2 separate regions of the Homo sapiens genome follow, and region 2 is linked to region 1. A link is an interaction called in ENCODE POLR2A ChIA-PET data of the cell type or tissue named here. Cell type or tissue: GM12878. All regions are shown on one strand. Each heading gives the region's core, and the rest is flanking DNA. Links, peaks and the distances in the headings are about the cores only.

Evidence for each region. ChIA-PET counts read pairs that join two places held together with the same protein. Peaks named below come from ENCODE experiments on the same cell type or tissue, not always from the same donor. Only the 100,000 strongest peaks of a DNase experiment are listed, where the experiment ranks them.
Region 2: POLR2A ChIA-PET joins it to region 1 with 6 read pairs; 2 of 35 experiments call an interaction of 5 or more read pairs at or near these places.

What each region holds. Positions count from the first base shown.
Region 1 is chr15:42,502,122-42,508,717 of GRCh38, forward strand. All of the region lies in intron 1 of SNAP23 (synaptosome associated protein 23), which reads left to right. Among named protein-coding and RNA genes, the nearest start is that of SNAP23, 9.8 kb to the left of the region's middle. In GM12878, for the core only: no CTCF peak of the experiment used is centred there; a DNase peak (open chromatin) is centred at 3,140; H3K4me3 peaks cover 663 bases; H3K27ac peaks cover 2,071 bases.
Region 2 is chr15:41,688,133-41,694,728 of GRCh38, forward strand. The region is part of intron 2 of MGA (MAX dimerization protein MGA); the gene reads left to right. MIR626 (microRNA 626) reads left to right here and starts at 3,453; the gene lies at 3,453-3,546. In GM12878, for the core only: no CTCF peak of the experiment used is centred there; no DNase peak of the experiment used is centred there.

The DNA of each region.
Region 1 (6,596 bases), core at 1,941-4,440:
GGTTCACGCCATTCTCCTGCCTCAGCCTCCTGAGTAGCTGGGACTACAGGCGCCCACTACCACGCCCGGCTAATTTTCTGTTTTTTAGTAGAGACGGTTTCACCTTGTTAGCCAGGATGGTCTCGATCTCCTGACCTCGTGATCCGCCTGCCTCAGCCTCCCAAAGTGCTGGGATTACAGGCATGAGCCACTGCGCCCGGCAGAGTGCTTATATTCGCTGTCTGTAGCTTCTGACTCTTAATATCGGAATATTTGAAAAACTAACCAGAAAGCATCAAAGTGGCTGGGTGTGGTGTCTCACGCCTTCTGGCATTTTGGGAGTCCAAGACAGAAGGATTGCTTGAGGCCAGGAGTTCAAGACCAGCCTGGGCAACATAGTGAGCCACCCTATATCTACCTAAATAAATAAATAAATAAATAAAGCATCTAAGTGAACTTAATCAGAGCTAAACTATGTGGATGGTTTCGGTGAATATTTCATTCAGGCAGGGTGAATCCTTGCCAATTAATCTCACCCCGTACTTGGTATCTCCCTGGCAGATACCACACTTATGCCTGCCACATTGTCTCTTCCTGGGTAGATTGCCAGCTTCTGGCTCTTGAGCCCCGTTCTTATCTTTCACATAGAACGTCCCCTTTCTGTTCACATAACCATTCTCATTGATAGGGTTAATAAAATTGATTACAATCAAACCTACATCTACCTCCCCAGTATTACTCCTGGGTCACTTAGAGTAGAATTGTGGAAGTTCCTAATTTGACAGGGACTTGAAGACCAGGCGTTGGACATCAAGCAATTAAGTTACCATAGGTGCTTCTGTAAAACTGAAGTTTAATTTTTTTTGTAATTAGAGTCAGGGTCTTGCTATGTTGCCCAGGTTACATTTAAACTCCTGGGCTCAGGTGATCCTCCTGCCTCAGCTTCCTGAGTAGCTGGGACTATAGGCCTGAAAATGTAATTTTGGTTTTCTTTTTGGTTCCTGATTTTTAGTGGGACTTTCCCATTTGTTAATATGATTTCTGTCTTGAATCTTGTGCTTCAGTGTACTTTGAAACCAAGCTGATTTTTGTTTGTTTTGTTTTTTCGTGTTGTTTTTTAAGATGGAGTCTCGCTCTGTCGCTGAGGCTGGAGTGCAGCGGTGCGATCTCGGCTAACTGCAACCTCCGCCTCCCGGGTTCAAGTGATTCTCCTGCCTTAGCCTCCTGAGTAGCTGGGATTACAGGTGCCCGCCACCACGCCTGGCTAATTTTTTTTTTTTTTTTTTTGAGATGGTGTCTCACTCCGTTGCCCAGGCTGGAGTACAGTGGCACAATCTCGACTCACTGCAACCTCTGCCTCCTGGGTTCAAGTGATTTTCCTGCCTCAGCCTCCCAAGTAGCTAGGATTACAGGCACATGCCACCACGCCCAGCTAATTTTTGTATTTTTAGTAGAGACGGGGTTTTGCCGTGTTGGCCAGGCTGGTCTCGAACCCATGACCTCAAGTGATCTGCCCTCCTCAGCCTCCCAAAGTGCTAGGATTACAGGCGTGAGCCACCATACCCGGCCTTTGGTATTTTTTAGTAGAGACGGGGTTTTTCCATGTTGGCCAGTCTGGTCTCAAACTCCTGACCTCAGGTGATCCACCCACCTTGGCCTCCCAAAGTGCTGGGATTACAAATGTGAGCCACTGCGCCTGGCCTGAAACCAAGCTGTTTAGTAGATACGATTCTGTGATGTACTTAGTATATTTGCATTTGAGTTATAGACTTTGTATGGTAAAAAGAAAAGAGTTTTTAAAAAGAGAAAAAAATATGTATGTATATTTGCATAGTTTTGGGGCCTATATATAAAAATGGTTAAAGTTGTTTGTGTAGAAGGAGATAGAAAGGAAAGCCCAGAGAGGAAGTAAAAGGAGGAAGCCATCCTTAACATAAAGGAGACCCTTGCCAGGCAAAGTGGCTCATACATGTAATCCCAGCACTTTGGGAGGCTGAGCCAGGAGCATCACTTGAGGCCAGGAGTTTGAGACCAGCCTGGGCAACATAGTGAGACCCTGCCTCTACAAAAAAAAAAATAATAATATAATAAAAGGGCCAGGTGTAGTGGTGGGCACCTGTAATCCCAGCTACTCGGGAGACTGGGGAAGGAGAATCACTTGAACCCTGGGGCAGAGGTTGCAGTGACCTAAGATTGCACCACTGCACTCCAGCCTGGGCAACAGAGCGAGACTCCGTCTCAAATAAAATAAAGTAAAATAAAATAAAATAAAAAGTGAGACTCTGTCTCAAAAAAAAAGTTGTATATAGCCTATACTTTATATCATCAACTTTAATATTCAAATTTAGCCTTGCAGATGGAACTATTAATATTTAGTAGCTATTACTTTCAGCTACATTTACATAAATGTGACTCATATTCAACATTGTTACTTTCCTTTTGTTTTGCCTACTATTTATTTCCACTTCAGTAAAAATATTAATATAATGGCTAACATTGAACACCGGCCATGTGCAAGGCATTGTACTAAGTACTTTGTGTAGATCATCTCTTTTTAATCTTCACAAAAAAAACAAAACTATAAAATAGAATGTTATCCTTGTTTTACAAATACAGAAACCGAGTTTTAGTGGTGTTAGGTAATTAACTTGGGGTCACACAACAAATACATTGTGAGGCTGGAATTTATATGCTGGAATTCCCACTCACCCACTATGCTATCCTGCTATAAACAGAAGTTTCCTCTTGCTGCGGATGCATTGGTTACCATGGACGTAGACTTCTATCAAGCCAAAGAGAATGCTGAACTTAAAAGTACAGTAATAAACCCTTTGAGTGTAACTCATTGAGGAGCTTTATTGTGATTAATTTTCAGAGAAGGAATAAGGCAGGAAACTAATTTGGTAGAATATTTTAGCTGCAAAATCCTTGTTTACCAGTATAAAAAGAATTATCTTATAAAATCATTCTTTGCAAGACCCTGTGAAATTGATGGTGATTTTTTTTTTCTTTTTTTTTCAGACAGTCTTGCTCTGTTGCCCAGGCTGGAGTGCAGTGAGTCTTGGCTCACTGCAGCCTCTGCCTCCCAGGCTCAAGCCACAGACGTGCACTACTGCACTCGGCTAATTTTTGTGTTTTCTTTTTAGTAGAGCTGGGGTTTCACCGTATTGGGCAGTCTGGTCTTGAACTACTGGCCTCAAGTGATCCGCCCACCTCTGCCTCCCACAGTGCTGGGATTACAGGCATGAGCCACCACGCCTGGCCTGATGGTGATTTAAAGTGCTCTTTCTTCATTACTTCTTGAGTAGCTCACCAGTTTTACAAATGAAGCCACATGGATCTTCCAAGGCCTTATTTAAATTCCAGGGCCTTTTTTCTGTGTATTTCTTTCCAAGAAGCTCATTTACTTTTCCTTTCTTCTTTTCTTCTCTTTTCTTTTACTTCCTTTCTGCTTGCATTTTTTTTTTTTTTTTTTGAGACGGAGTCTTGCTGTTGCCCAGGCTGAAGTACAGTGGCATGATCTCGGCTCACTGCGACCTTTGCCTCTCGGGTTCAATCAACTCTCCTGTCTCAGCCTCCTGAGTAGCTGGGATTATAGGTGTGCATCACCACGCCTGGCTAATTTTTGTATTTTTAGTAGAGACGGGGTTTCACCATGTTGGCCAGGCTGGTCTTGAACTCCTGACCTTAGGTGATCTGCCCACCTTGGCCTTCCAGAGTGCTGGGATTACAGGCGTGAGCCACCGCACCTGGCCTCTTGCTTGCTTGTTTTCTTATCTCCTCCCTTCCTCCCTCCCTCCCTTCCATTTCTTTTCCTTCTTTCTTTTCTTTTCTTTTTTTTTCTTTCTTTTTTATTTTTTTTGAGACAGAGTCTTGCTCTTGTCACTCAGGCTGGAGTGTAGTGGCATGATCTCGACTAACTGCAACCACTCCCTCCCGGGTTCAAACGATTCTCCTGCCTCAGCCTCCCGAGTAGCTGGGACTACAGGCGCCCACCACCACACCTGGCTAATTTTTGTATTTTTAGTAGAGATGGGGTTTCACCATTTTGGCAATGGCTGGTCTTGAACTCCTGAGCTTGTGATCCGCCAACCTCGGCCTCCCAAAGTGCTGGGATTATAGGCGTGAGCCACTGTGACCGGCCCATTTCTTTTCTTTCTTTGGGGTCTTGCTCTGTCAGGCAGGCTGGAGTGTAGTGGGGATCATGGCTCACTGCAGCCCTGAACTCCCAGGCTCAAGTGAACCTCCTAACTCAGTCTCCCAAGTAGCTGGGACTACAGGCACTGGTCACCACACCTGGCTATTTTTGTTGTTACTTTTTGTGGAGACAGAGTCTTGTTGTGTTGCCTAGGCTGGTCTCAAACTAGCCTCAAGCCGTTTTCCTACCTCAGCCCTCAAAAGTGCCAGAGTTACAGGCATGAGCCGCTGTGCCTAGCCAATAGACTTCTTTTCATTTTCTAAATTAATGTAGATTATTTTCAGCTTCTGAAATAATAGAAGACAGTTGAAAACCATGATTACTGTGGTCTATTTCTCCTTCAATTTAACTGTCTTCTTTGAGTCTGTAGAAGAGATAAAATTTCATGGTCTTATAGAAAGCATCTGAAATTTTGAAATGAGCCATCATATAGGATTGCTTGACCTATTTTCCAATATTCAGCAGCTCTCATATGATCTATTGTTTGTTAAGGGGGCGGTGGATACAGTCAACAGAAAAAACTTTTTTTTTTTTTTTGGAAACAGGGTCTTGGTCTGTTGCCCAGGCTAGAGCACAGTGATGCCATCTCGGCTCACTGTACCCTCTGCCTCCCAGGTTCAAGTGATTCTTGTGCCTCAGCCTCCTGAGTAGCTGGGACTACAGGCATGCGCCCCATGCCCAGCTAATTTTTTGATTATTTGTAGAGAACGGGTCTCACTATGTTGCCCAGGCTGGTCTTGAATTCCTGGCCTCAAGCAGTCCTCCTGCCTTGGCCTCCTAAAGTACTGGGATTACAGACGTGTGCCACCACTCCCAGCTCCAGAAAGACTCTTTATCAGACCATGAATTATACTTAATTTGCGAGTAGATCCCGACTTGAATAATCAATCTGCTCTTTACTGACACAGCCGCCTTGGGTAAGTTACCTAAACTGAGCCTTAGTTTCTCCATCTGTAAAATAGTATAATGAAGATAATGATGTAGATAAATACTTAGTAGGGTATCTGGTGCCTAAGAGGTACTCAGTGAACTTTTCTTTCCCTGCCTAGGTTTAAATTAGAAAAGAAAAAGGTCAAATTAGGAGTCTTTTAGTAAGCCCAAGTGAACCATAGCATGAGAAATAGGGTGTAAAAGCACTGAGAAAAATCTTGCATTTTCCTCTGAAAGGCACACTATTAGCATAGTATAAGTTCCCAGCAGCACTGGAAAAATGACACAAGTATTTAATAGATTAGATTAAATCTGAGAAAAGTACGTTTAATGGCATCTTTGTATCAACTGATGTTTTATTTTTCATCCCACCCCACCAGTTCTCTTTTCTGTAATATTCTGGGTAACCTTTTCCTGATTCCGTAAGGAAAATGTCTGCAGAGAATAATAAATATGAGTAAGGCTATGTAGCTAATTATAGGTTACATTCTCTCTGACTCGTCTCAGCAAACTTACAAAGACCAATAAGAACTTGAGGAGTATTATTCCTTGTCTGTCTTTGTCCTTCCCCTTACAATTCTACTTTGACTCTGTTACTTTCATATACAGTTGACCCTTGAACAACATGGGCTTGAACTGCGTGGGTCCACTTATAGGTAAATTTTTTTTTCAGTAAATACAATCAGCCCTCCGTATCAGCAGGTTCCACATCTATAACCAAATGCAGATAGAAAATATGGTATTCAGCCAGGTACGGTAGCTCATCCCTGTAATTCCAGAACTTTGGGAGGCTGAGGTGGGAGGATTGCTTGACCCCAAAAGTTTCAGAAGTTTGAGACCAGCCTGGATAACATAGTGAGACCCTGTCTCTATAAAACAGCTTAAAAATTAGCCGGGCATGATGCATGCACCTGTAGTCCCAGCTATTCAGGGGGCTAAATGGGAGGATTGCTTGAGCCTGGGAGGGCAAGGCTGTAGTGAACCTGATTGCACCACCGCTCTCCAACCTGGATGACAGAGTGAAGCCTTGCCTCAAAAAAAAAAAAAAAGAAAGAAAGAAAGAAAAGAAAATACGGTATTCATACATGCAAAACTCCCGTCTACAGAGGGCGGACTTTTATATCTGCAGGTTCCTCAGGGCCAATTGGTATCCACAGGCAGTACTGAATCCAACCCTCTGAGCGACAGCCACACTAAACTTGTGCTCAAAACCCTCAAGAACACAGAGTAATCTTAGGCAGCTGCATCCTGGCGTTAGCATGCCAAACTTGGGAGTAGATATCTGTTACTTGTCTTGCGTGTTGTCTGGTCAGGGAAGAAAAAAATATTAAGCAGAACTTCGAGTTCACATGGAAAGGATGTGTCCTTCAGAATGACCTCATTGCGATGTCAGGGGTGATTCCTCACGTTATCCATCTCCCAGTTATATCTGCTTTCTTTTTTCTTTTAAAGAAGGCAGCACAGAGGTCAGGAGTGCATTCACTCCTAA
Region 2 (6,596 bases), core at 1,887-4,386, 810 kb before region 1:
TGGTGCGATGTTGGCTCACTGCAACATCTGCCTCCCGGGTTCAAGCGATTCTCCTGCCTCAGCTTCCCAAGTAGCTGTGATTACTGGCACACACTGCCATGCCAACCTAATTTTTTGTATTTTAGTAGAGATGGGGTTTCACTGTGTTGCCCAGGCTGGTCTTGAACTCCTGAGCTCAGGTGATCCACCTGCCTACCAGAGTGCTGAGATTATAGACATGAGCCACCGTGCCCAGCCTAAAACTCCTTATTTTAAAGTCTACTTTGTTTGATGTTATTGAGCCATATTGGTTTCCTTCTAATAAGTTTTTGCATGGTTTATCTTTTTCCCTCCTTGTACTTTAATTCTTCTTCCTTGAATTTACATTGCGACTCTTTTAAATAGCTGATAGTTGGACTTGTTTCTTTATCCACTGTTTTAACCTTTGGCTTTTAATTGGACTGTTTTGTTCATTTACATTTAATGCCATTACTTATGTAGCTGAGTTTTAACCATGTCATCTTGCTATTTCCTGCTTCTCTTATCTGTTTATCTTTCCCTGTTTTTGTGTGGATTGAGCTTTTCAAATTCCATTTATATAAAAATTACCTCTTTGTAATTTTTTTAGTGGTTGCATTTGTCTACTCAGGCTGCCATAACAAAATATCGTAGATTGGCTGGCTTAAGCAACAGAAGTTTTATTTTTTTCACAGTTCTGGAGGCTAGAAAGTCCAAGATCAAAGTTCTGGCAGGGTTTGGTTTCTCATGTCTCATCTTGGCTTGTATACATATATAGCTGCTTTCTTATTATGTCCACACATGGGGGGAGCGGGGGATGTCTCTCTTCCTCTTCTTATAAGCCCACCATCCTGTTGGATTAGAGTCCTACCCTTAAAACCTCTTTTAACCCTAATTTTCTCCTAAAGCCCTGTTTGGGCTTCCACATACAAATTTGGTGGGGGACACAATTCAGTATATAGCAGTGTTATATGGATTACAATGTGCATCCTTAATTTATTGAATATAATTTGAATAATGAACTGCTAATGCACTTATATTTGATGTCCTTCTATGTGATATAAGCCTCTAAACCTTGTTACTTTATTTGCTTTAAACAGTCAGTAGTTGGTGTGTACCCTCTCCCTCTCTCTGTGGCTCGCTCTCATCCTCTCTTGCCTTCCCTTACCCTCTCTCCCTCTTCCTTTCTCTCCCTACCTCTCTCCCTCTCTTCTCCCTCCTCCTTCCTCCCTTCCTTTCTCCCTTTCTCCTTCTCTCCTTTTCTTTCTCTCTCCCTCTCTTTCTCCTCTTTCCCTCTCTCCTTCTCTCCTTAAAAATAAAAAAAGTCAGTAGTCATTTAAATAATATAAGAAAAGTCTTTTATATTTACGTATTTATTTATTTGTTTTCATCTGTTTCTGGATCTGTGTTTATTTTGGTTCATTTTCTTTTTCTTTTTTTTTTTTCTTTTTTTTGAGATAGAGTCTCACTCTGTCACCCAGGCTGGAGTGCAGTGATGTGATCTCAGCTCACTGCAACCTCTGCCTACCAGGTTCAGGTGATTTTCCTGCTTTAGCCTCCTGAGTAGCTGGGACTACAGGTATGCACCACCACACCCGACTAATTTTTGTATTTTTAGTAGAGACAGGGTTTTGCCATGTAGGCCAGGCTGGTCTTGAACTCCTGGCCTCAAGTGATCTGTCCACCTCAGCCTCAGCCACCACACCTGGCCCATATTGTTTCATTTTCTAACAGTCTGAAGAACTTCCTTTAATAGTTATTTTTTAAAAACTTTAAAAATTGAGATATAATTCACATACAATAAAATCTACATAAAATTCACCTACCAACTGAAAGTGTAGAGTTCAATGGTTTTTAATATATTCACAGGATTGCACAACCGTTACTTCAGTGCTGCAGTCAGTTTTAGGACATTACCAGCACCCCAGAAAGAAAACCCATTAAAAGTAACTTCCCATTTTCCCTCAACCACTCCCCAGCTCCACCCAATCCAACACAACCACCTGTCTCTGTCTCTGTAGATTTGCCTATTTTGGATATTTTATATAAATGGAATCATTTAATATGTGGTCTTTTGTGCCTGGCTTGTTTTACTTAGCTTGATGTTTTTAAGGTTCATCCATGTGTAGCATGTATCTGTACTTCGTTTCTTTTTATTGTCAAATAATATTGTGTGGACATTACCACATTTTTTTTATTCATCAGTTGGACAGTAAGGTTTTTAGTTTTTGGCTGTTACGAATAATGTTGCTGTGAACATTTGTATACAAGTCTTTGCGTGAACACAGTTTTTTGGTGTTGAAAAGACCATTCTTTCCTCTCTTGAATTGTCTTGGCACCTTGGCAATTGAATCAGTTGACATAAATGTGGGCATTTATTTCTGGACTCTCAATTCTGTTAGTTGATCTGTATATCTAGTCTTAATGTCAATATCACACTGTTGACTGGGCACGGTGGATCATGCTTAAAATCTCAGCACTTTGGGAGGCCAAGGCAGTAGGATAGCTTGAGCCCAGGAGTTTGAGACCAGCCTGGTCAACATGGTGAAACCCTGTCTCTACTAAAGAGAACCTGTCTCTACAAAAAAATAAAAATAATAGCTGAGTGGTGTGGTGGTATGTGTCTGTAGTCCCAGCTACTCGAGAGGCTAAAGTGGGAGGATCACTTGTTTCCAGGAATTTGAGGTTGCAGTGAGGTATGATTGCACCATTGCACTCTAGCCTAGGTGACACAGTGGGACCTTGTCTCAAAACCAAACCAAACTAATAGACACACTGTCTTAATTACTGTAGCTTTGTACTAAGCTGAAACCTGGAAGTGTGAGTCCTCTGAGAACTTTGTTTCTAATTTTCAAGATTGCTTTGTTTTTTTTTTTTTTTTTTGGTGGCTCCCTTGCATTTTCTTGTGAATTTTAGGGTCAGTTTGTCCCTTTCTGAAAAAAAAAATCACAGATGGAGTTTTGGTAGATACTGCATTGAATTTGTAGATCACTTTAGGGATTATTGCTGTTTTACCAATATGAAATATTTTTTGTCCATAAACGTGGGATATTTTTCTATTTATTTTGGTCTTTAATTTGTTTCAACAGTGTTTTATAGTTTTCCATGTATAAGTCTTAAACTTCTTTTGTTAAATTTATTCCTAAATATTTTATTCTTGTTGATGCTATTGTAAAATGGAATTACTTCCTCATTTCACTTTTGACATTCATTGCTAGTTTGTAGAAAAACAATTTGTGTGTGTGTGTGTCTTGGATCCTGGAATCTTGCTAAACTGATTTATTAGTTCTAATAGTTTTTTAGTGGATTCTTTAGTATTTTCCATATACAAGATCATTTACCTGTGAATAGAGATAGTTTTGCTTTTTCCTCTACAATCTGGATGCCTTTTATTTCTTTTTCTTGCCTAATCATCCTGATAGAATCTCTAGTACAAGTAAGTAGACGTGGCAAGAACTGATATATTTGTCTTATTTGAGAGCTGAGGAGTATTTTTATGCAATCTGAATGATCTCAGCTGTCTGAAAATGTCTTCAATTTTAAAGGCTTCTTTTGGTAGGTATAGAACATTAGTTTTTCTTTCAACACTTCATGATTGGCGGTAAAGTATATTGTCTTCTGACTTACATAGTTTCCATTGAGTCACTAGTCAGTCTGTTGTTCTCTTTGTTGTTCCTCCAGTGTAATGTCTGTTTTTCCCTCTGCTGCTTTCAGTATTTTTCTCTTCATCTTTCATTTTCAGCAGCCTGACCTTGATGTGCCTAGATATGACTTTTTTTTTTTCCTTCTATTCGTCCCCATTGTTGCTTACTGAGCTTCTTGGATCTGTGGGTTAAAATCTTTTGCTTTTGGAAGATTTTTGTTCATTTTCTCTTCAAGTATTTCTTCACTTTGTTTCTCTTGTCTTTTTGGCAGGGCAGTTACTAGTATGTTAGATCATTTTATGTTGTCCCAGAGATCTCTGACACTTTTTTGTTTTGTTTTGTTTTGTTTGTTTCTCTGTCCTTCAGTCTAGGTGATTTCAAGTGGCTTCCTATTTTAGTAAATTTCAGCTCACCTCTCGTTTCAGCTGTGTCAAGGGAGGAGTGGTTGGTCTCCTATCCCTGGCAGGACCTTAGGACCTAAGCATTGGTAGACTACATGTTCTCTTATTTCCAGGCCAGCCTTTCTGCGGCACTGCTGTTTGTTCTGCAGAAGTCCTCTGGAGGGGGTGGTAATTGGACAGCAGTGAGGACTAGTTTCCTATTTGGGGTCCTCGAGATTCTGCCCATGCTCGGGCATTAAAAGTTGGTTTCTCTGTGTTTTTGCAAAGATCCTTTGCCTATAGTTGCTTTTTTCTCTCCTTACTGTATCTTCACACAGTGCAAATGCTGCTTAGGGTTGAAAGCAGTAGCTATCTCCGGTCACCTAGAGAAGGCTGATCTTCTTCTGTAATTCACTTCATTTAGGCTTATTTATGTCTAGAGGTCTTCAGTATCTTGTAAGAAAAATAATTTAGTGTTTTCTCATGGTTATGGCAAAAGTGATGATATTTTGTGATCTTCCACATTCTAACTGGAGGTGGAAATCTTCCATTGGAGGATTTCCTTTTTCTTTTTTTGAGACGGAGTCTCACTCTGTCACCCAGGCTGGAGTGCAGTGGTGCGATCTTGGCTCACTGCAACCTCTGCCTCCTGGTTTCAAGCGATTTTCCAGCCTCAGCCTCCCGAGTAGCTGGGATTACAGGTGTGTGCCACTGCATCCAGCTAATGTTTTGTATTTTTAGTAGAGACGGGGTTTTACCATGTTGAACTCCTGACCTCAGGTAGTCCACCTGCATCAGCCTCCCAAAGTGCTAGGATTATAGGCGTGAGCCACTGCGCCCAGCCAATTTTTTAAAAAATATTTTAGTACAGATGAGGTTTCACCATGTTGCCCCCAGAGTGGTCTCAAACTCCTGAGCTCAGGCAGTCTGCCTGCCTCGGCCTCCCAAAGTGTTAGGATTACAGGCACGAGCCACCACACCCGGCTTCTATTGGAGGATTTTCTTTTTTTTATTATTATTATACTTGAAGTTTTAGGGTACATGTGCACAATGTGCAGGTTAGTTACATATGTATACATGTGCCATGCTGGTGCACTGCACCCACTAACTCGTCATCTAGCATTAGGTATATCTCCCAATGCTATCCCTCCCCCCTCCCCCCACCCCACAACAGTCCCCAAAGTGTGATGTTCCCCTTTCTGTGTCCATGCGTTCTCATTGTTCAATTCCCACCTATGAGTGAGAATATGCGGTGTTTGGTTTTTCGTTCTTGTGATAGTTTACTGAGAATGATGATGGAGGATTTTCAAGTAAGGTTAAAATCTTAAGTAGAAATTGTGCAAGGAACAAGTAACTACACATTCATGTAATGGTTGCTTGTGCCTATTTTAAGTTTTATAAAGTTTTATGAAGACACTGGGTTAGCAAGTAGTGAAAAAAATAGTACTTCATTAATGATGGCTTGGTGTTGAAAATGTATTTTATTGGACTGAGACACTAATGTAATATTTTCTGTGTGATTGGATCCTATGGAGTATACTGCAGGTTATTGTTTAAGATGAGGCTGAAATGGCTGAGGATAAATTATATTGGGCTTAGAAAAGCATCCCAGATATTTATACTTTTTTCTTTAGTTTCAGAAGCCTTTGAAATGCTTTTGGACAGGCAAGTAACGTCAATATAGTTCAATATTTTAGGAAGATAAATTCAGTAATAAAAGTAATGGATGTGAAAGTGTCTCGATTATTGGGGATATTTAATTTTATTGCCTTTTCTTGTGATTTTGCCCCTCAAATCACTGCCTTGCAGTGATTTCTGCAAGAAATCTAAGAAAATATTTCTTAGATTTTAAGAAATATTCTGGGGGGAAAAAACTGTTTAGTGTAACTTTTCTAGTTCTAAGTGGAGGAGGGTCAGTCTGCTCTGAGCTATTTCACACTATTAATGGAAACCTACCTACCTAACTTTTTAAAAAGTGACTGGGCCGGGCGTGGTGGCTCACACCTGTAATCCCAACACTTTGGGAGGCTGAGGTGGGCGGATCACGAGGTTAGGAGTTCGAGACCAGCCTGGCCAACATGGTAAAACCCTATCTCTACTAAAAATACAAAAATTAGCCGGGCGTGTTGGTGCATGCCTATAATCACAGCTGTTCGGGAGGCCAAGGCAGGAGAATTGTTTGAACCTTGGAGGTGGAGGTTGCCACTGTACTCCAGCCTGGGTGACAGAGCAAGACCCCATCTCAGGGAAAAAAAAAGTGACTGATCAGAAGAAAATATTTTAGTTGTGTAAATGCTGTTTTCTTATTTTTGAAATTTTAAATTTTTTGTTTATTTATTTTAGAGGAGGCATCCTGCTCTGTTGCCCAGGCTTTTTTTCTTTTTTTTTTTTGAGACGGAGTCTTGCTCAGTTGCCCAGGCTGGAGTGCAGTGGCACGATCTCGGCTCACTGCAAGCTCCGCCTCCCAGGTTCACACCATTCTCCTGCCTCAGCCTCCCGAGTAGCTGGGACTACAGGCGCCCGCCACCACGCCCAGCTGATTTTTTGTATTTTTAGCACCGTGTTAGCCAGGATG